Linked DNA regions of Homo sapiens: all the other regions are linked to region 1. The links are chromatin contacts, found by Hi-C or POLR2A ChIA-PET in ENCODE. All regions are on one chromosome and are shown on one strand. The core of a region is the stretch at or near the end of the contact, and the rest is flanking DNA. Distances in the headings are between cores, read along the strand shown. Region 1 holds the start of CITED2 (Cbp/p300 interacting transactivator with Glu/Asp rich carboxy-terminal domain 2). Region 2 holds the start of ADAT2 (adenosine deaminase tRNA specific 2). Region 3 holds the start of HIVEP2-DT (HIVEP2 divergent transcript). Region 4 overlaps HIVEP2 (HIVEP zinc finger 2).

Region 1 (4,654 bases), core at 545-3,044:
TTTTGAGGTTTAAAAATTATTTGCCTGCACGGTTTGCCGGAGAGCCTGGAAGAGGAAAGAAGACAAGACACAAAGTAACAACATTTACAAAAATATGCCTGACTAGGAAAAGACAGAGGGGTCATAGACGAAAATAATCAGGATTGGGTCTCTTTTGCAAATTCCTGAACGGGGAAATGTATCAGAATTTCCAGTCCTCAAGAAACAGGGCCTTTAAAAGTCTTGTGTGCAAGAAGGGGGAAAAAGACGAGGGGGGGGCGGGGAGGCGGACTCGCTCTTCGCAGCAGGAAGTCTTCAATGGCTATCGAGTTATGAAGAAACAACTGCCCAGAAGTCCTTATTCGGAGCGCTAAACTCGATTTTACCACATAAAGAGCAATGTAAAAGCTCAGAACAGCCCCATCATGGTGTTGGGGAAACAACTCGGCTTCCCCATGTGAGAAAGCCAGAGAGCTCCGACTTGGTAGTAGCCCAGACCTGTGTTAGGGGTTTTATTTGCAAGTCAATGAACCAAACGGGCGACCAGGCTCGTTGTGCCGCGTTGTGGAAGCAAGGTTATTATTATCGCCCATTGCCCCACTGAACAATTTCACTGAAAAGGAAGAGTCCCAGCCGTGTGTGTGCGCGTGGTGCCATACGGGACGTGCAGCTACGTGCCCACCTCCAGAACGACTTTATTTACAAAGCGATTACCACGTTATCTATTTGTTTTCCTTTTCCAGCAAGAGCAGCCTTACTCAGCCCTCAAATTTCTTAATTACAAACCCGTTTGCTTCTAAATCAACCCCAAACCGTCAGGCAGAGCCCGGAGGGAGGCTCTGCAAGTTTGTACACACCCCCACCTCCCGGATCCAGGGCAACAGCAGAAGCAAGTAACTGTGTATGTGCAAAAAGGTGGATCTGGGGACGAGGATCGCTGAGTTTGTTTACAGAGCAGAGACGCCTCAGCTCGGATGCCAAAGCTACCAAGAGCTGCAAACGCAAACTTAGCAGAAGCACACGTACCCCGGGAGCGGCAGGCGGGCCCGAAAGCGCGGACTGGAATTCCAGGGCGCGGGAGCGGGGGTGGCCGGGCCCTCGAGCGCGCTCCGTCCACCTGCAGCGGCTGCCCCTCCCCGCCCCCAGCTCCTGTCCTTGAAAGGAGTGGAGGAAAAAAATGCATCTACAAGCGGTGATCTAGAGTAGGTCTACCCACTGCCCGTATGAAAACACAAAGGCACAGCCTAGGAAGGCGCGCTCAGGAAAGGGCGCATTATTTGTCCGGGTCTTTAAAACCCAACTCGAGGAAGCACAGCCATTCTTCGCTGCCTGTGGAAGCTTTTGCAAAACCGGGGAGGCACAAGGGCACTCTGGAGGGCGGGGGGCGCTGGGCGAGTCCCCTTTTCCCGTAGAGAGCGGGGCAGATCGCTAGGTGAACCGAGTGAGAAAGCTGGGGGTGGGGTAGATCCAGCCTGAGGGGGGCGGTGAGCTCTCCTCGTGGCTATCCCGGCAGGCTCTACCTTCGGGCGGGGCGGCAGGGGAGGATTTTCCCCCTGCCTCGGGGGTGGCTGAGCCAACCTCGCGTTTCTGGGCCGGGAAGAAACCAGAGTCGGGGGGCGACGGGGCGACTGGGCGGCCCCCGGGCCCCGCAGCCTCTGCAGCACGTGCCGCGGGCGGCGGGGACGCGGCTCCGGGACCCGGTCCAGGGTGTTCGCGGTGTTCCGGAATCCGCGTCTTGGCGCCGCCCGCCCTGGAGGCTCTCGCTCCGCCTTTCCGAAATGCCTATATTAACTGTGGCCAAAGCCCTAAGAAACACAGCTCATTGTTGGCAGCTGCCGGGCGGTCCTGCCGAGCTGTGAGGGCAACGGAGGGGAAATAAAAGGGAACGGCTCCGAATCTGCCCCAGCGGCCGCTGCGAGACCTCGGCGCCGACATCGCGACAGCGAAGCGCTTTGCACGCCAGGAAGGTCCCCTCTATGTGCTGCTGAGCCGGTCCTGGACGCGACGAGCCCGCCCTCGGTCTTCGGAGCAGAAATCGCAAAAACGGAAGGTAAGCGCGACGGGCGAAGCTGGCTGGGGCTCTTGCCAGCCCAGTCCTCCGAGGGCAGGGTTTGCCCGGAGGAAGAGCGTGAGGCGAAGCTGGGGAATAACAACAGGATGTGCAACAACAGGATGAGGAGGGCTGATTTAATGCCTGAAGTTCGCAGCAGGGCTACGGGGCACTTCCTTTATTAGGCCACTTCGGGGAGCAAAGGGGGTGTGGGCTCGGGTCCCCCCGCCCGATCGCAGGGGAAGGGGCTGTTTGTGCAGCGTCCGGCTGTGTTATGAGTGGTAGCTCTTCCGTGGTGGCTAGCCCGGGTGCACAGGCTGTTAGTGGGATCTTGGGGGTGGTGGTTCGCAGCCGACGTGCGCCCGGGAATCCTGGGGGGCAGAGGCGAGCAAAAGTGGGGTGCGCTGTGGTGGGCGACACGTGTGGCGCGGGTCTCATTATCTGCCCTTTTCACTTCCAGGACTGGAAATGGCAGACCATATGATGGCCATGAACCACGGGCGCTTCCCCGACGGCACCAATGGGCTGCACCATCACCCTGCCCACCGCATGGGCATGGGGCAGTTCCCGAGCCCCCATCACCACCAGCAGCAGCAGCCCCAGCACGCCTTCAACGCCCTAATGGGCGAGCACATACACTACGGCGCGGGCAACATGAATGCCACGAGCGGCATCAGGCATGCGATGGGGCCGGGGACTGTGAACGGAGGGCACCCCCCGAGCGCGCTGGCCCCCGCGGCCAGGTTTAACAACTCCCAGTTCATGGGTCCCCCGGTGGCCAGCCAGGGAGGCTCCCTGCCGGCCAGCATGCAGCTGCAGAAGCTCAACAACCAGTATTTCAACCATCACCCCTACCCCCACAACCACTACATGCCGGATTTGCACCCTGCTGCAGGCCACCAGATGAACGGGACAAACCAGCACTTCCGAGATTGCAACCCCAAGCACAGCGGCGGCAGCAGCACCCCCGGCGGCTCGGGCGGCAGCAGCACCCCCGGCGGCTCTGGCAGCAGCTCGGGCGGCGGCGCGGGCAGCAGCAACAGCGGCGGCGGCAGCGGCAGCGGCAACATGCCCGCCTCCGTGGCCCACGTCCCCGCTGCAATGCTGCCGCCCAATGTCATAGACACTGATTTCATCGACGAGGAAGTTCTTATGTCCTTGGTGATAGAAATGGGTTTGGACCGCATCAAGGAGCTGCCCGAACTCTGGCTGGGGCAAAACGAGTTTGATTTTATGACGGACTTCGTGTGCAAACAGCAGCCCAGCAGAGTGAGCTGTTGACTCGATCGAAACCCCGGCGAAAGAAATCAAACCCCCAACTTCTTCGGCGTGAATTAAAAGAAACATTCCCTTAGACACAGTATCTCACTTTTCAGATCTTGAAAGGTTTGAGAACTTGGAAACAAAGTAAACTATAAACTTGTACAAATTGGTTTTAAAAAAAATTGCTGCCACTTTTTTTTCCTGTTTTTGTTTCGTTTTTGTAGCCTTGACATTCACCCACCTCCCTTATGTAGTTGAAATATCTAGCTAACTTGGTCTTTTTCGTTGTTTGTTTTTACTCCTTTCCCTCACTTTCTCCAGTGCTCAACTGTTAGATATTAATCTTGGCAAACTGCTTAATCTTGTGGATTTTGTAGATGGTTTCAAATGACTGAACTGCATTCAGATTTACGAGTGAAAGGAAAAATTGCATTAGTTGGTTGCATGAACTTCGAAGGGCAGATATTACTGCACAAACTGCCATCTCGCTTCATTTTTTTAACTATGCATTTGAGTACAGACTAATTTTTAAAATATGCTAAACTGGAAGATTAAACAGATGTGGGCCAAACTGTTCTGGATCAGGAAAGTCATACTGTTCACTTTCAAGTTGGCTGTCCCCCCCGCCGCCCCCCCCACCCCCATATGTACAGATGATAATAGGGTGTGGAATGTCGTCAGTGGCAAACATTTCACAGATTTTTATTTTGTTTCTGTCTTCAACATTTTTGACACTGTGCTAATAGTTATATTCAGTACATGAAAAGATACTACTGTGTTGAAAGCTTTTTAGGAAATTTTGACAGTATTTTTGTACAAAACATTTTTTTGAAAAAATACTTGTTAATTTATTCTATTTTAATTTGCCAATGTCAATAAAAAGTTAAGAAATAACTTGTTTTCTAGAAGTCATTTGGGGGTGGTTGTTCCCTTTGGTGGCTTTTTTCCCCCCGTCTTTGAGTTGAACACTATTGATGAGAGTAAGCATTCCAAAGGATAAATTACAGGACACTAAAACAGGTCATGATGAGCTTAAGCGGAGAGCAGGATTTAACATAATTGGCATAATGCTTCATTGTTATCATTGTAACATGCCTCTTGGTGTGCTTTAATCAAAAGCTGCAAAGTTGTCACTGCTTTTTTTTTTTTCTTAATTGCCATCATATCAAGTGTACTCCAGAGTTAGAAAGGTTTGCAATACTCAACATTATCTTTTTCAATGGGCAGGAGGCAAAAAAAATCAAGTGTTTCTGTTTATACCTGATTCAACTACTTAAATAGAGGTAGATTGGAATAATACACTGATTGATTGATGGGTGGCATTAAATATAAATCTACCTTTATCTCCAGTGATGAGAGTTT
Region 2 (4,654 bases), core at 869-3,368, 4.1 Mb before region 1:
TCTTAAGTTAGACTAATTAAAATCTAACACACTGTAGAACTTTCTCCCTGAAGCAGAAAGAACATGAGACTCAAACAAATGCCAACCACGGTCATCTACTCTTCCTTTCTTTTCAGACTGACTCCTTTTTTGATATAAAACACTAGGATTATTTTCTCTTTCTGGCCGTCTGAACTTTTCTATTTTTTGCATTCCTCTTATTCTGTAACTATAAAGCTCTTGTTAGTTTTTTAAAAAAATTATAAGTTTAAGTATACTCTTTTGCTTCCCCTGTGATTATTTCTAATCTACTACAAAGTTGTTCCATAAGCTGAAGGAGTATTCCTTCTGAGATCGCTAAAGAGATAATTTTCCTTCCTTCAGTAAACGCAAAAATACTTTATTTGTATTTCTTCAATCACACATATATTTTTAGCTTTTATAAATAAAATGGACTCTGTAGTCTTAGGATAATTTAAATATACATTAGATACTAGCGACTGAAGATATCAGAAAATACCTTTTATATATAAAGGATTTCTCGAAGGTGTTCAAAATTTACATATGCTTATTATTGATGTGTGATAGACCTCAGAGACATGCAAAACACCATCCTTGGCTCAGCAACAAGAACTCTGTTTCAAACTTTCAAGCATCACCAAAATCTGAACTATTGATGCTAAAGGTATTAATTGCAAATTGTTTGGGGAGAACAGAATACAATCTAATACGTACTGTTAATTTCAAATTGTTTGGGGAGAACAGAATACAATCTAATACTAAGAGAAAAGCCAACCAAATTCTTTGGGAAACTCTGTTCTTGATTTTAAGTACTTTTGTAAACATAGCATGTAATAAGTGATGAGACTATTTCTCAAAAACTCAAGTTCTAACAAATTTCCTCTTTTATAGTTCCTAGATGTCCTTTTCATATAATTCACAAAACTTTTATTCCCTCCTTCAAATCCCTGAATATTATCACATGAGCATTGTATGAGGGAAAAGCGTCTCAAGATTTTTATCTTATCTGTTTCTAAATCTCCTCTGGGCCTGTGCAACTCAGTTATGTCAGCTAGATTACAATGATCCCAACCTTGAAGATCCTGAGGAAGATTGCACAACATCCCTCAAGCATTTTTCTTACTGCCATAGTTTGTATTCTAAAATGGCAGAAACAGAGCTAAAATATTGATTTGTTTTTCTTTATCTAATCCATATCTTTCAGTCCTTTAGGACAACTGCGCTGTTTTCAAAAATTCAAATCGACTTTAACCACCACCCGAAGTGCAGCCTATAGGTAACTTCCCTAGATTATTATTAAACTCCTGAGAAGGGTGAGAGCCAAAGTATCAAGAGTGCCAAGGAGAAATGCAGAATCTCACAGGAAAGCAGAATTTTTTTTAAAAAGTTCCTGTAAGAGAATGGTGCCTTGAAACAGAAACTTAAACTGTGATGAGTTCTCCAAAGGTCCGTGAGAAAAAAGGATAGGTGAGAAACAGAGTTAAGAGTCGGTGACAGGGCAAAGGGCACAGAGGCATTTCTCAACTGCAGAGATGGGAGAACCCTGGAGGTTGGCCACCTCCCTTTTCATCCCATGGTTGATCGAACTCCCTCTACATATCCCAGACTAGGATCGCCCGGCCTGTCCTTATTTTAGAAGAAGTCACCTCTCCCACCCCCTTCTCCCAATGCCCCCTTTCAAGCACGTTGTCACCCACCTCCAAGGACCGTGCCCAGGAAGATGCATTTCTTTTTGTGGCGTTTCAGAAAATTCCATACAGACCTCAGCATCTTTAGGCCCTAGGGGTGTGGGCTGACTAGGGGTGAGGGACTGCTTCACCAGGAAACTGTTTCTTCGTCACCTGGCCCAGATGACCCAGCAAGAGCGCCGTCGTCCCGTTCTGTGCTCTCCCGAAATCACAAACGTGACTTTCCGCAGAGACTGTCACCGGAGCGGCAAGGGGGCGTGGACTACAGCAAAGCAGCTACGCTTTCTGCCGCTGCCGCCGCGCAGCCGCCGCCGCTCACTGGTCCGACAAGCCCAGGTCCGTTCAGAAATAGCTCCCGAGTGCCTTTTCATTAGACTACCCCCGGAAACGGGGTCCCGGGCCCGCCGCGTTCCGCTGCCCGCGCTCCTCCTCTGCCGCGGGCTCTGTAGCTGAGTGGTGGCTGGGTATGGAGGCGAAGGCGGCACCCAAGCCAGCTGCAAGCGGCGCGTGCTCGGTGTCGGCAGAGGAGACCGAAAAGTGGATGGAGGAGGCGATGCACATGGTGAGGAGCCCGGGAGGTAGATGCTGCGGGGTGGGACCTTTCTCCAGCCCTCAACCCGACCCCGGCATTTGAGCAAACGTTCTTTCTCGTCACCATAATTTTTATGGCAGTCAGATGTTCTGGGTGAACAACTGGCTTTACTGCCTCGAAACTTTCTGTAGCCCATTCTCACAGTGGCTCTGGGCGAAGGAAGGGGAGGAAATACACAAATTATTTGTTTCATTGCGGTGGAGTATGCTGCAGACTTAACATTCTGTCGCCGGCTGGCACGTGCTGCCTCCCTTTCCTTTCTGTGGTCACACACTCTCCAATCTACAAAGTCACATTATTTGAGGTTTTGGCCCTTGGAACATGTCCAGCAGAAGGAAGGAAACTGAGAACGTTTCTGGTAGAGAGCAGTATGGAAACAAGTCCCTGTACAATCGGCGTCTCGCATTCATTCATTATTTCCTCTGCCCTTTTACTTCCTTCCCTCACTCCCTTCAGGACTGCGAAATAAAGGGGGCTTTCAACAGAATGCTGTGTGCTAGCGAGCTTCTTAACTGGGAAAAAAAGTTTGTTTGTAAATATATGTATTTACATTTTAATAACTACATACAGCCACGTGCCACACAATGACCTGTCGGTAAAGGTCGTTATCCTGGAGCATTAAATCTACTCACCTTAGCCCTATTGTCCCATCCAAGTACTAACCAGGCCTGACCCTGCTTAGCTTCCGAGATCGGGGGACATTCAGGGTGGTATGGAGGTAGACAACCCTAGTTTCTATGTAGACTTCTGGGCTAAACACTTTCGCTACCTTTTAGGTTGACCCTGGGCTAGCACATGTAAATACATTTACATACGTTTACAAACAAACTTTTATCCCAGTTAAGAAGCTCGCTAGCACTTTTCAGCTCCATTATAATCTTATAGGACCACATATACAGCGGTGGTGCTATAGGATTATAATGAAGCTGAAAAGTTCCTGTTGCCCAGTGACATGTAGCCCTCCTAACAAGTACTTTTTTTCCTTTAAGACCTTGAAGAAACTTGTATATGCTAAAACCCAAGAAGCAGCTGCCTCCTTAATCCTGTGTAGGAGGACGTAAACTATGGAATCACATCCCTAGGTGTTTATAATACAATTAAGAGACAAAAAATGTCAAAGCCAGAGAGGTCTAGAAATTCTTTGAAAACATCTACATGTTTAAAAAGATACAAAGTAGCATGGCCAGATGCAGTGGCTCATGCCTGTAATCCCAAAACTTTGGAAGGCAGAAGCAAGAGGATCTCTTGATCTCAAAAGTTGAAGAACAGCCTGGGCAACTTAGCCAGACCCCGTCACTACTAAATAAAAATTTAAAAATTAGTAGGGCATGGTGGCATGTGCCTGTAGTCCCAACTACTCAGGAGGCTGAGGAAGGTGGATTGCTTGAGCCTTGGGAGATTGAGGTCGCAGTGAGCCGTGTCTGTGCCACTGTACTCCAACCTGGGAGACAGAGCCAGACCCTGTCTCAAAAAAGAAAAAGATACAAAGTAAAGGAAATACAAAGAAGGAAAATATTTGCGACATATATAAAAGGACAGGTTTAATAACCGTAGCATATAATTTATATAAAATCTAAGTACTTTCCGACGTAAAAGGAAAGATGTATACCCTAATACTGAAAAAGGTCAAAGGCTATGAATATATTTCTTTTTAAAATTTCTTTTTATTTTTAGAAGATTTTTTTTTGGTTTAGACAGGGTCTCTCTGTGTTGCCCGAGCTGGTCTTGAACTCCTGGGCCCGGGCAGTTGTCCCACCTCAGCCTCCCAAAGTGCTGGGATTACAGGTGTGAGTTACCACACCTCACCTGAACATGATATTTCTAAAAGAAGTGACGAGTGAGTAGCCAGCAAATAAATGAATACACAATTTCACTATTAATGAAATTCAAATTAAAATGATACACAATTTTTTACCTGTTAAATTGGCAAAAGTGAAAGCAATTTTAATGCTTGGTGATAATAAGGGTGTGCATGTTTGAGGTGTTTGTTGGTTGGGAGGAGCTGAATTTAGAAAACCCTTTTTTTTTGTATGTAACATGTATATTACAGTTTTTATTTAATATGCTGATAAAGTTAACTCTAGTTAAGCCAAAGTTGAAAGTTTTAAGTTTAATTTACTTTTTTTAAATTATTATACTTTAAGTTCTAGGGTACATGTGCACAATGTGCAGGTTTGTTACATATGTATACATGTGCCATGTTGGTGTGCTGCACCCATTAACTCGTCATTTACATTAGGTATATCTCCTAATGCTATCCCTCCCCTCTCCCCCCAACCCCATGACAGGCCCCGGTGTGTGATGTTCCCCACCCTGTGTCCAAGTGTTCTCATTGTTCAATTCCCATCTATGAGTGAGAACATGCGGTGTTTGG
Region 3 (4,654 bases), core at 1,355-3,854, 3.6 Mb before region 1:
AACCCCCAATCAATAGGCCATTGGGACTGAACACAGGAATAATCAATCACAATAGACAATGCTTTCTGAGTCCTATGTAGGTCAGGCTCTGGAGTGGCTGGTGCTGATTTGCTCCAGATCTGCAGTGGCTCCCCCTCCACTCGGGAGGCTGAGGTGGGAGGATTGCTTGAGCCTGAAAGGGAGAGGCTGCAGTGAGCCAAGATCATGCCACTGCACTCCAGCCTGGGTGATGGAGCAAGAACCTGTCACCAGAAAAAAAAAAAAAAAAAAAAAAAGGATTCTTCCCAGCAGAGAGGATGTCACCTAGTTACACATATTCATAATATTTTTACTTTACTTCAACTCAACGCAGGCTATCTTCTTTCCATCCTCATGACTCTGAAACAAAGTAATTATTTAAAATTTGTCAAATTGTGACTAAAACTCTTTTCAGGGATCCTCTTTGAAGGTGGGATCAAATCATCAAAATAGATGTATATCTGCCTGGTTTTCCTTAAAAAATATTTTAACTAACTACCGGAGTATCTTAATATTCCCATTATTCTCTTTAATCTAGTCTTTTAAAGAGGTATTTAAGGTTTCAACTAACATTCATTCTAGTGAAGCAAAACGCTGCCTGCTACTTGCCTTTGCTTAGTTTCTGGGAGCTTGGGCAGCTGCTGTTGTGCTTGTTGAAGGGAAATTGGATTCTTAAAGAAACTGCTTAATCTTCTCTATTAAGCAATTAAATAAAACGCTCTCTGGGAGTATGTAGCAGGTGGGTTTGAAAGTGAAAAAAATTTCAAAAATCACATTTTGTGTGTTAAATGGATGTTTAAAATGCAACTGCATACATTGAAAAGAAAATGATGATTGGGACAGTTTTTTAAATTAAAGGCTTCAAGTTAAGTTTAAAAAGGTTGGATATTAAAGAACCTATACAATGAAAGAAGAAGTTGCTTAAGTGGAAGTAGGCCCTGAATTTAAATGAGATCAACCTAAGAGAAGGACAAAGTGAAACTTAGGCCAAATTGTTCAGATTTTTCTCCTCTGAGAAAAAAATCGGTTAAAAAATGTATCACCGCTTTATTTTGCTGAGTTGCCCTTCACGGCACCGTCGCCATTGCATAGGGACCTCAAAAATACACTGATTGTGGGTCAGAATGAAAAACAAAACAAAACAAAACAAAAACGAAACCAGCAGCGCTATTCTCGCAGGCATTAAGGGGCTGCCCTTCCTTTGTAATGCACTCATTTTTAATGAAAAGAGAAGGGGATATTTTATATGTCCTCACATTTGGTCCCTTTCCGCGAAATTTGAAACTGGAGACACAAAACATTCCGCAGTTGCTGGTGAAATACCTGCTTTAAAAGCAGAACCACAGTTATTGTCTTTGGCCCGGAATTCCAGAGACTCATTTCCACCCCTCCCACGGAGTCACCTGCTCAGGGGGAACCCCGGCCAGAAAGCCGGGTCGCGCCAGGTCAAATCTTGCGCGTCTCTTGTTTACTCCGCCCCGGGCAGGGCGGCGGCGCGGCCAGGGGGTGGGGAGGACCGCTGGGGCCCGCGGCGTCCTGGGCGCTCGGCTCTGCTCCGCAGGGTGCGGGGGCTGGGGCGCCCGCGAGGTGCTGCGCGCGGTCCCCGCTGGGGGGGAGACCACCCGGAGGAGGCGCTCCGGGACCCGGCCCCCCTCCCCAGCAGTCACTCGTCGCGCTCGGGCACCGTGGCACCCTAGGAACCTCCCCCGAGGGTGCACACCAGTCCACATAGGCAGGGTAACGGCCCGAGAGAGCCCCGGTGTCCCCCGGGTGTCGCCCGGCCGGGGAGGAAGCCCAGAGCTTCGGCTCCCACTCGCCTGGGATTCCCCCGCCTCCCGGCCCCGCTCTCCCAGGGTTGGTTGTGATTTCAACTCCGGTCCCTTCCGTGGAGAGGGAAGCGCACAGGCTGAAGGTGGCAGCTCGCCCCGAGGTTCCAGCGCGGCCCACCAGGAAACCGGCAGCTGCTCTTCGCGCCGCTGCCCACACCTATTTGAATCCCCTGGCGAGGGCGGGCCGCGGTCCCCGAACTGGGGGTGCCGGGGGCACCCTGGTGAGTGACCTCAGGGAAGGTAATCCGGGCGTTTCGAGCACGTGAATAGTTCGCGCGCCCGCAGGGGCACGGAAAGTGCTAGTAAAACCCTACAAAGCTCCAGAAACCCAGCCGGGAGCCACAGTCTGATTTTGCTTTTCTTGACCGATAACATAATTGTGAGTAGAGGCAGGGGGCGAGGAGAGGCCAGGGATCCGGAGTACTGGTTCCAAATCTAAGGGCACTACTAATTATACAATTCCGTTCGTCAGGAAGGCAGACAACGATTCTCTGGGAAATGGGGAAGGGGTGGGGACGGAGGACGTTTCCACATCCTTAAAGGAAATTCTCAGGCTCCTAGAGATGCCCAAGTTTTTTTGCATGACAAGTAGAGACCAGCTCTCCGGGGAGTTCCCCGCTCCGACCGAGCGAGTGCGCGGCCGCGATCTCCCCGCCCGCAGCGGCAGCCGTGGGGCCCGGCCCTGCCCTCCCGACCGCCTCCCTCCCCCGTCGCCCCGCGCGCCGCACATCCCTCTCTCGCTCACTGGCTCCAGACTGGTTTTTCTGGTTCAGCCTCCCTCCCTGGGACGCGCTGGGGGATCCGATGACGTCGTTGGCTGAGTCTCTCCCTCTTCCTCCCTCCCTCCCTCCGCCTCTCCCCCCGTCCGCCCTCGCCGCGCACTCCTCCTAGTAACTTCTGTTCGGGGAGGCGCTGCCAGGAATAACCCGGTGCGTCCACAGCCCGGGAGGGGAGGCGGCCGCTGCGGCTCCCGCACGCAGACAGCTGCGGCCCGGGCCTCGCGGCTCCCGCCTGAGCCCGGCGGCCCCTGCCCCGGGCCCATCTCCGTACAGTGTCAGAAAAATAAATAAAGGCAAGAGGAGCCTGGGCTGGCGGTCGGGATCTTTTCCCTCCCTCCGCGCCCGCCCTCCCTCTGTCCTTAAGGAAATGCTACCAGACACCCCCCACCAGACACGCTCAGCCTTGGCGAGGAGCGGCCGCCGCGGCAGCGAGAACAAGGGCACCAGGGGGGTTTCCTCCCCCTCCTCCTCTCCCTCCTCCTCCCCGTCCTCCTTCTCCTCCTCCTCAGCGGTGACTTTCCAGGTGAGCGGCCGCCGCGGCTGCGAGGATCCCCCTCGCCCGCTGGGGCTCGGGCCGCCGCGTCGCGCCCTCCTCCCGCCCCTGTCACCCGGCGGCGGCCGGGAGCTGACAGCCGCCCGAGGGGCTCGCGGCCCGGAGGCGGGCGGCCGGCGGGAGGCGGGCTGGAGGTGAGGGGGTGGAGAGGAGGAGAGCGGGGCGCCGCCGAGCGCCGTCGTTCCCCGCAGGAGGGTCTCCGCACAAACATCTTCGGTGACTGTGGCACAAGTCTTTGCCAAGTTGTGTCTTGGACCTTGACGCTCCACGGAGCCCAGAGCAACTTGGAGGGTCTCCCGGCTCGTTCACAGCGTTCCTCCACGTCTCGCGTCTGGGGTGCTGGGTGCAGCCTCGGGGTGCGCGGAGGGCGGACCGGCCACCGCGAGAGCGGAGCGGCGGGAATCTAGGTCCCTCCTCGGCTCGGTAAGTGGCCTGGACGCTGGGTTTTTCCTGCCTCCTTCGGCGCTGGGAGCTTGTTTCACTTTATATTGGAATCGCCGCCGCCGAACTCCGTCCCCCGCTCCCCGGCGTGTGCCCCCAGCCCCTTCCCGGTGGCCCGAGGGTGAGGGTCGGAGGGGGCGGGGATGGGGGAGACCGCGGGAGGGGTGTCGGGCGCGTGGGGAAATGCGGGGAATACCCTGGCCGCGGATCTATGCAGATGAGGGGAGGCTGCTTTGCGTAATGTCCTGGGGGGAGGGGGCCGCGCGGGAGCGCTGGAGGCAGGAATGTGCCTGCTTACTAATGAGCGACGTGCACCGGCGCGCACGGCCCGGCCACCGCTGCGGCTGCGGCGGCCGGCGGCGGCCCGTTGTCAGGTAGCGGGGGAGGGGGCCGCGGCGCGCGGCGCAGGCGGCCGGGCGGGCTGGCGGCGCGAGGCCCGGGCCGCCGGCCTGCGGCCGAGCGAGCGCAGCGAAGGCGCTGGCTCTGGGCATTTCAGTGACTCCCTTTACCTCCCGGGCAAGGAAGGAAGGAAGGAAGGAGCGAAGGAAGGAAGCGAGGAAGGAGGGGACTGTCTCGATGGAAGGTTCAGGCGGAGGCGCCCTCGCCTTGCGGGTGCACCGGCTGCAGAGCGGCTCTGGCCGCTGCCGGCTGGACCCGGGCGCGTGGAGACGGGTGGGGGCGGTTTGCATGCGTGTTTGTCTGTCCGTCTGGCGGGGGATCGGGAAGGGACATGTGTGTTTGGGCTGTGCACTGTGGGGAACTGGGTCTGCGCCTTTATGTCTGTTCCCTGAAGTGGGTGGAACGTTGGCCCGTTCCGGGAATGTTCCATGACGTGGTGCAGCCACAGGAAGGGGGTTAACGAGGGGCTCTCTGCCGCGGCGGCACTGCCGGCTGCTATCAAAGCAGATGTGCTGCTGCTGCTCCTCCTCCTCTTTCACCTCCTTTCACCCCCACCCCCCGCCTTTCCATTCTGTGCCTCTGGTACTGGTAGGGGTGAGACAGGAAAACATTGCTCTGGGTGTGTGCGTGTGTGT
Region 4 (4,654 bases), core at 652-3,151, 3.5 Mb before region 1:
CTAGGTCAGCTGCAGCATCCCTGCCGGGGACCATGCATAGCTGGGCCATCAGGAAGCCAATGGTGGGGGACAGCTGCCTGGGGCAACACTGGGCCATAGATAAGTTCCCAGACCCAAGACCCGACCCCAGCCCCTCCTAGACAGCAGCCCGCAGCCCCGTGGCTTCCCCCCGCCCGCAGGAGAAGCCACACAAGTCTTAACAAAGGGGAGTCCCCGTGTGGAAAGAACAAATCCGACCTAAAATTAAACCTGGAGTTTTAATATAAAGAAATGCTCATGATTAGGTGTTTACAGCACCTAATCTTCAACAATTAAAAAGAAAAATGTGTGGGTGGGGTAAAAAATAGCAATACCCACACTCTGAAGTTTTGGAGAAAAACAGGAAACTAGTCTTTTTTAACCAGTGATGCCCAAAACTGGTTATTGCAAAGAGGGTTGTTTTTCTAATGCAGTGTGGTCAGCGCAGCTGCACCCGAAGTAGAATTCTGCTCATGATGCAGCCGTCTGTGGATTTCTTTAGCTGACAAACCTATAGACAGGCAGGCATAATTATCAGTTCTAACCTGGTCATTATGGCCGGATGGTGCTTGGAAAACAATTTGCACAAGTCCTGAAACCCCGTGAGAACATACAAAATAAGAGCATTTGGCGAATATGCAGTTATTTCCGGGAGTTGTGAATGACTTAGATCTAGGGGCTATACAATAGCTTATTGTAGAAGAACTGTTTGAATTCTCTTTTTATTTGGATTTTTTTTTAAGTTGACAGACAACATCTGATGGCAAATGACTTTTTTTTTTTTTCTAATTTGCTCATGAACTCAAGCTTCACTTTCTAACAGCGTTTTAGATGTTTCTACCTTTTTATTTTTGGCATTCGCTGGTTGGTGACAGTGAAGTCATGATTTTAAAATTGGGGTTACAGAGATGTTGTTTCCTGGCCACAGAGTCTCACAAATGCACTATCACCACTACGTTTCTGAACAACATGAGAAAAATGATCACAGAGGAGACCATTTGGGCAACACCTGACTAGATTTTTGTCCTTTTGAATAATGTAGAATGCTTCAGAACCCACTTGAAGTACAGTAATCCCCTTTATCTGCATTGTACCTTACACGGAAGTCCAGGTTGGTCTCGGACCAGTCACTGAGGTTTCCCCTCCACTTCCTGCTGTGGGCTCAGTGTCTTTGGGGAGCCCCTGCTAACCAGAAGTCTCCCTCACAGGTCATTTCTTTGTGTCATCTTTCTAAGGATAAAAAGGGGCATTAGACTTTTGAAAGTTGAGTGATATAACCTAGATTTCATTGCTGATTGCATTTTATGGTCTCCAAGCCAAGCATTTGGTTTGTGCATTGAAGGCTTTACGCTTGTCTGTTTGTATCAGACTTTACAGTTATCTCTTTAATAAGTAAATTACTCACGCTTCTCTTTTGTGAAGCTTGATTTCAGTGCTTGATCCAGGCAGTGTGCCTGGGCTTAGCAAGGCCCCCTCTCCAGCTGACTGCTGAGGCAGTTCCAAAAAAGGTAGTCATTACTGCTATTGATTTCTGTAGCACATCGGTCATGTTAGAATTATTTGCAGTGAGAGGGGAGTCAACTCCTTGCATATGACTTTTAGTTTCACCACCAATGTATTGTACATTGAAGTCTTCAGTATCTTTGAGTCTTCAGTGTCTTGGGGGCAGTGACCCAAGCAAGTCAAAGGAGATTCTTTTCACTTTTTTCTCTGGGAATGGCTTGGGGAGAATCCTGGATATTAAAGTGGTGCAGTAGGTGGAACTGGGAGACATAAATTCTCCTTTTCTTTTTTTTTTTAACCCCTTGCTGTCTGTTTTTTAGTGAAAAGCGATGCAGTTACCTGCCATTTCCCCCTTACCAGGATGTGGTAAAAAGTAACGAGAGAATGGTTGTCAAGCGTTGTCAAATACTGAAGACAGATATTTTATAAAGTGCCAGCTTTTACTGAAAACAAACACACCAAAAAACAACAAAACCAGCAAACAAGCATAATTTATCAGAAGGTCTCAAATTTCAGACACATTAACATCCTGGTGTTTCAGTTGGGAAAACATAGCCCTGTGAGCTTGTGATAATGTTGAACTGGCAGTAATAAGAAATAAGTGAAAGAATACTTTCACTTCTTATATATGCCTCCACCATAGTGTATTTTTAATAAGTTTGCATACTGAGATTTTGGAAATCTGTGGATACAAATATAATTTTACACTTTCATACCAGTAAAGCCTGAGTCCAACGTTGACACTCTTCCTTTTAAATGGCTCACTTAAGCATATGAACAGAAGCACTGCATAAAAAACTCAGTGGGGAGACTCAGGAAAACAGATTCCTTTCTTATTGTAGATCCATGAACAAAACCTATCTCAGCAGATAATTCAGTATAGTTGAGAGGTTCCCCAGAACTAATTTTGGTTTCTACCACGTGGTTATTAATACATTAAGTATTTGCCCATTAAAATTAAAGGCTCCTCAAATTCATACTGTTTGTGCCCATTTTGTTTTTGTTTGTGATTTTTATTATAACACAAAGACAGTTTAAAACACACTGTACTCTTCTTCTTCTGTCCTTCCTAATGATAAGATGGTGCTCTGGGGATGACGGTTACTTGTACAGAAGGTTGTAGCGGAAGAGGCCAGTGTGGAATGATTAGTCCTTTCCCTGCTGTGCACACACAAAGATTGGTCCTTCATCCTCACAGTCAGCATTTCTCATGTGGCCTGGAGCTCAGTGGAGACTTCGCCTATCAAGCTTGGGGTCAGCTTTTGCCTGTGTTCAAAAAAGTTGCTCTTGTGGGTGAACTTACCACGTGGGTGGTTCATCTATTGTAGCCCACAGACACTCCATGTGACTGGGACCCTTAATGAAGCGGGTTTCATAAGCTCCCTCTTACCTACTTTCTTTGGAGCCAATTCCCTTCTCTTTACCTTTTGGGAAGAAAACCAGCATGGTGGTGAGAACTGAAAGTGAAGTTGCAGATGACTAAGCCAAACTTTTTCTGCTTTTAGTTGAGGAAAAAAAGGACCAGAAAGAAGTTACTTAACGTTCCTTGCCCGGGTCATGGAGTCATTTGTGGTGGAGTGGACCTGAAAGCTGTGCCTGCTTTCATTCTTTTTCCTACATCCGGCCCAGTAGGACTTTTCCCTGGGGGAGATTATTGCTTTAATACTGGGTGGCTGCGAGCATTTCAGGAACGTGTGCATGTTCCTGGGTTGTCATTTGATGCTTGGGGAGGAATACAGCTGCTGTTTATGGAAAAGCTTAAGAAGCAGGATGTGGCATTGGTGGCAGGGTTCACATTCACAGAGGAGTTTGTGCAGTGCCTTCCCTGGAAAATTTCAGTTACATTCAGGTGATACCAAGTTCATCCCGTGCCCTTTCTGCCAGCCTCCTAAAGTTCGGCTGTCTTGATTGGACATCTTCAATTAAAAAACAAATGTCACACTTTGTAATTCTGAAGAATACTATGGGTTTTTTTGTAGAATTTCTCTTGGTTGAGCACGATCTTTAGGATGAAGTTTGAGTAATACAATTAGTCTAAAGGATTTTTGTTATAATCACTTGCTTAAACATCAGGAGCCTAGTGACATGTACCAAAAAGTTATTGCAGCAGAGTTACAATGTTACCGGTTTTCTTAGCTCCAGCATGGTTAGGCATTTGGAGCCAGATAAGTCTTTGTTGTGGGCGACTATCCTGTGCATTGTAGAATACTTACCAGCATCCCTGGCCTCTACCCACCAGGGTACAATAGCATACCCCTTCCCACTCCCAGTCTTGGCAACCAGAAAGAACTCCCAGACATTGCCTAGTGTCTCTTAAGGGGGCAGAATCACCCTAATTGAGAACTACCACAGGCTAACAATAAATCTGAGGGGGATGGCACAGCCACCAGCCTGAACCGGGTTTTTATGAACAACACAGAGCTTGAATTTAAGAAACCAGAGTAAGAAACAAAGACTGAGAACATTATGTGACTAAACAGTGAATATTCCCAGTCAGTGACAGAGTGAATGGCAACCCCAACCAGGGAATTCCCCGGTTGCCTTGTGGTAGGAATTCCCTTCTCTTCCTCAATTCTCTTGCCCTCAATTCTAGGACACTCCCTTTTCAAAGGCTGCTCTAGCTTCTGATTCACTTATTTTCCCTGCCCTCTTTTCTTTTCCATTCTTCTGCCATCTCTGCTGCTACCAATGCCTGGACCACCACTGCTGCCCTGACAAAAGACAAGAGCCACTGAGATTCTTCCTACTGATGCCCCTGGCCCATCTGTGTCTTGCTATTCTTACTTTGTTATTTACCTCTTAGAGTTTCACCTAGACTTTTACGGTCCTTGTAGGAAAAGGCAGTTTCATATCCTATTGACTCAATTTCTCAGTGTGACTATTTGACAAGAAGCTATGCCATCTAAGGTGGGTAGGTTCTATGTTGCTCTTATTACATTGCCTTAGGCGAATTCTAAATCAGGTTATACAGGCTTTTGAAGGGTGGCCTTGCATGCCAACCAGTATTTATGACACTGGTTTTAGAGGGAAACACATTCCAAATTTCAAATAGTAAGCTTAAAAGTGAACTGTTAGAGTATGATTCATTTTAAGTAGGAACTATTCTGGGAGCCGGAAGAACAGGTGCTAGCAC

What was found. A loop is a pair of places that touch in the nucleus more often than their neighbours do. ChIA-PET counts read pairs that join two places held with the same protein, here RNA polymerase II (POLR2A). Pooled maps may share reads with other maps.
Region 2: a loop to region 1 is called in a map of B cell, with 16 times the contacts of the local background. The contact joins the promoter of ADAT2 here to the promoter of CITED2 in region 1. A Hi-C loop is called at or near these places in 3 of 168 maps with a recorded cell type or tissue (B cell and naive thymus-derived CD4-positive, alpha-beta T cell) and 9 of 50 pooled maps. POLR2A ChIA-PET finds 5 or more read pairs at or near these places in 1 of 52 experiments (CD4-positive, alpha-beta memory T cell).
Region 3: a loop to region 1 is called in a map of naive thymus-derived CD4-positive, alpha-beta T cell, with 12 times the contacts of the local background. The contact joins the promoter of HIVEP2-DT here to the promoter of CITED2 in region 1. A Hi-C loop is called at or near these places in 1 of 168 maps with a recorded cell type or tissue (naive thymus-derived CD4-positive, alpha-beta T cell), 1 of 37 single-sample maps with no recorded cell type and 9 of 50 pooled maps. POLR2A ChIA-PET finds 5 or more read pairs at or near these places in 1 of 52 experiments (naive thymus-derived CD8-positive, alpha-beta T cell).
Region 4: a loop to region 1 is called in a map of naive thymus-derived CD4-positive, alpha-beta T cell, with 14 times the contacts of the local background. The contact joins the enhancer-like site here to the promoter of CITED2 in region 1. A Hi-C loop is called at or near these places in 1 of 168 maps with a recorded cell type or tissue (naive thymus-derived CD4-positive, alpha-beta T cell) and 8 of 50 pooled maps. POLR2A ChIA-PET finds 5 or more read pairs at or near these places in 1 of 52 experiments (naive thymus-derived CD4-positive, alpha-beta T cell).

What each region holds. Positions count from the first base shown.
Region 1 is chr6:139,371,788-139,376,441 of GRCh38, reverse strand. CITED2 (Cbp/p300 interacting transactivator with Glu/Asp rich carboxy-terminal domain 2) reads left to right here and starts at 1,794. Exons shown (of 2, transcript NM_006079.5): 1 at 1,794-2,029; 2 at 2,490-4,635. The coding sequence starts at 2,498. The coding sequence ends at 3,310. RefSeq lists silencers at 946-1,255, 1,426-1,805, 2,266-2,415, 2,986-3,085 and enhancers at 1,956-2,125, 2,636-2,695.
Region 2 is chr6:143,448,159-143,452,812 of GRCh38, reverse strand. It overlaps ADAT2 (adenosine deaminase tRNA specific 2), which reads left to right and starts at 2,118. Exons shown (of 6, transcript NM_182503.3): 1 at 2,118-2,250. The coding sequence starts at 2,155. PEX3 (peroxisomal biogenesis factor 3) reads right to left here and starts at 2,008. Exons shown (of 12, transcript NM_003630.3): 1 at 1,698-2,008. The coding sequence starts at 1,770. It also overlaps the pseudogene RNA5SP221. RefSeq lists enhancers at 2,168-2,327, 2,130-3,112 and silencers at 2,868-2,947, 3,008-3,087.
Region 3 is chr6:142,944,439-142,949,092 of GRCh38, reverse strand. HIVEP2-DT (HIVEP2 divergent transcript) reads right to left here and starts at 2,604. Exons shown (of 3, transcript XR_001744397.3): 1 at 1-2,604. HIVEP2 (HIVEP zinc finger 2) reads left to right here and starts at 3,917. Exons shown (of 10, transcript NM_006734.4): 1 at 3,917-3,994. RefSeq lists an enhancer at 1,338-1,387 and silencers at 1,428-1,837, 2,418-2,637, 2,688-3,317, 3,548-3,777, 3,978-4,077 and 1 more.
Region 4 is chr6:142,853,368-142,858,021 of GRCh38, reverse strand. All of the region lies in intron 1 of HIVEP2 (HIVEP zinc finger 2), which reads left to right. Among named protein-coding and RNA genes, the nearest start is that of HIVEP2, 89 kb to the left of the region's middle. Within about 2 kb of position 1,901, at least 6 of the 41 ENCODE cell types and tissues checked have a DNase peak (open chromatin) inside an H3K27ac peak, as active enhancers do.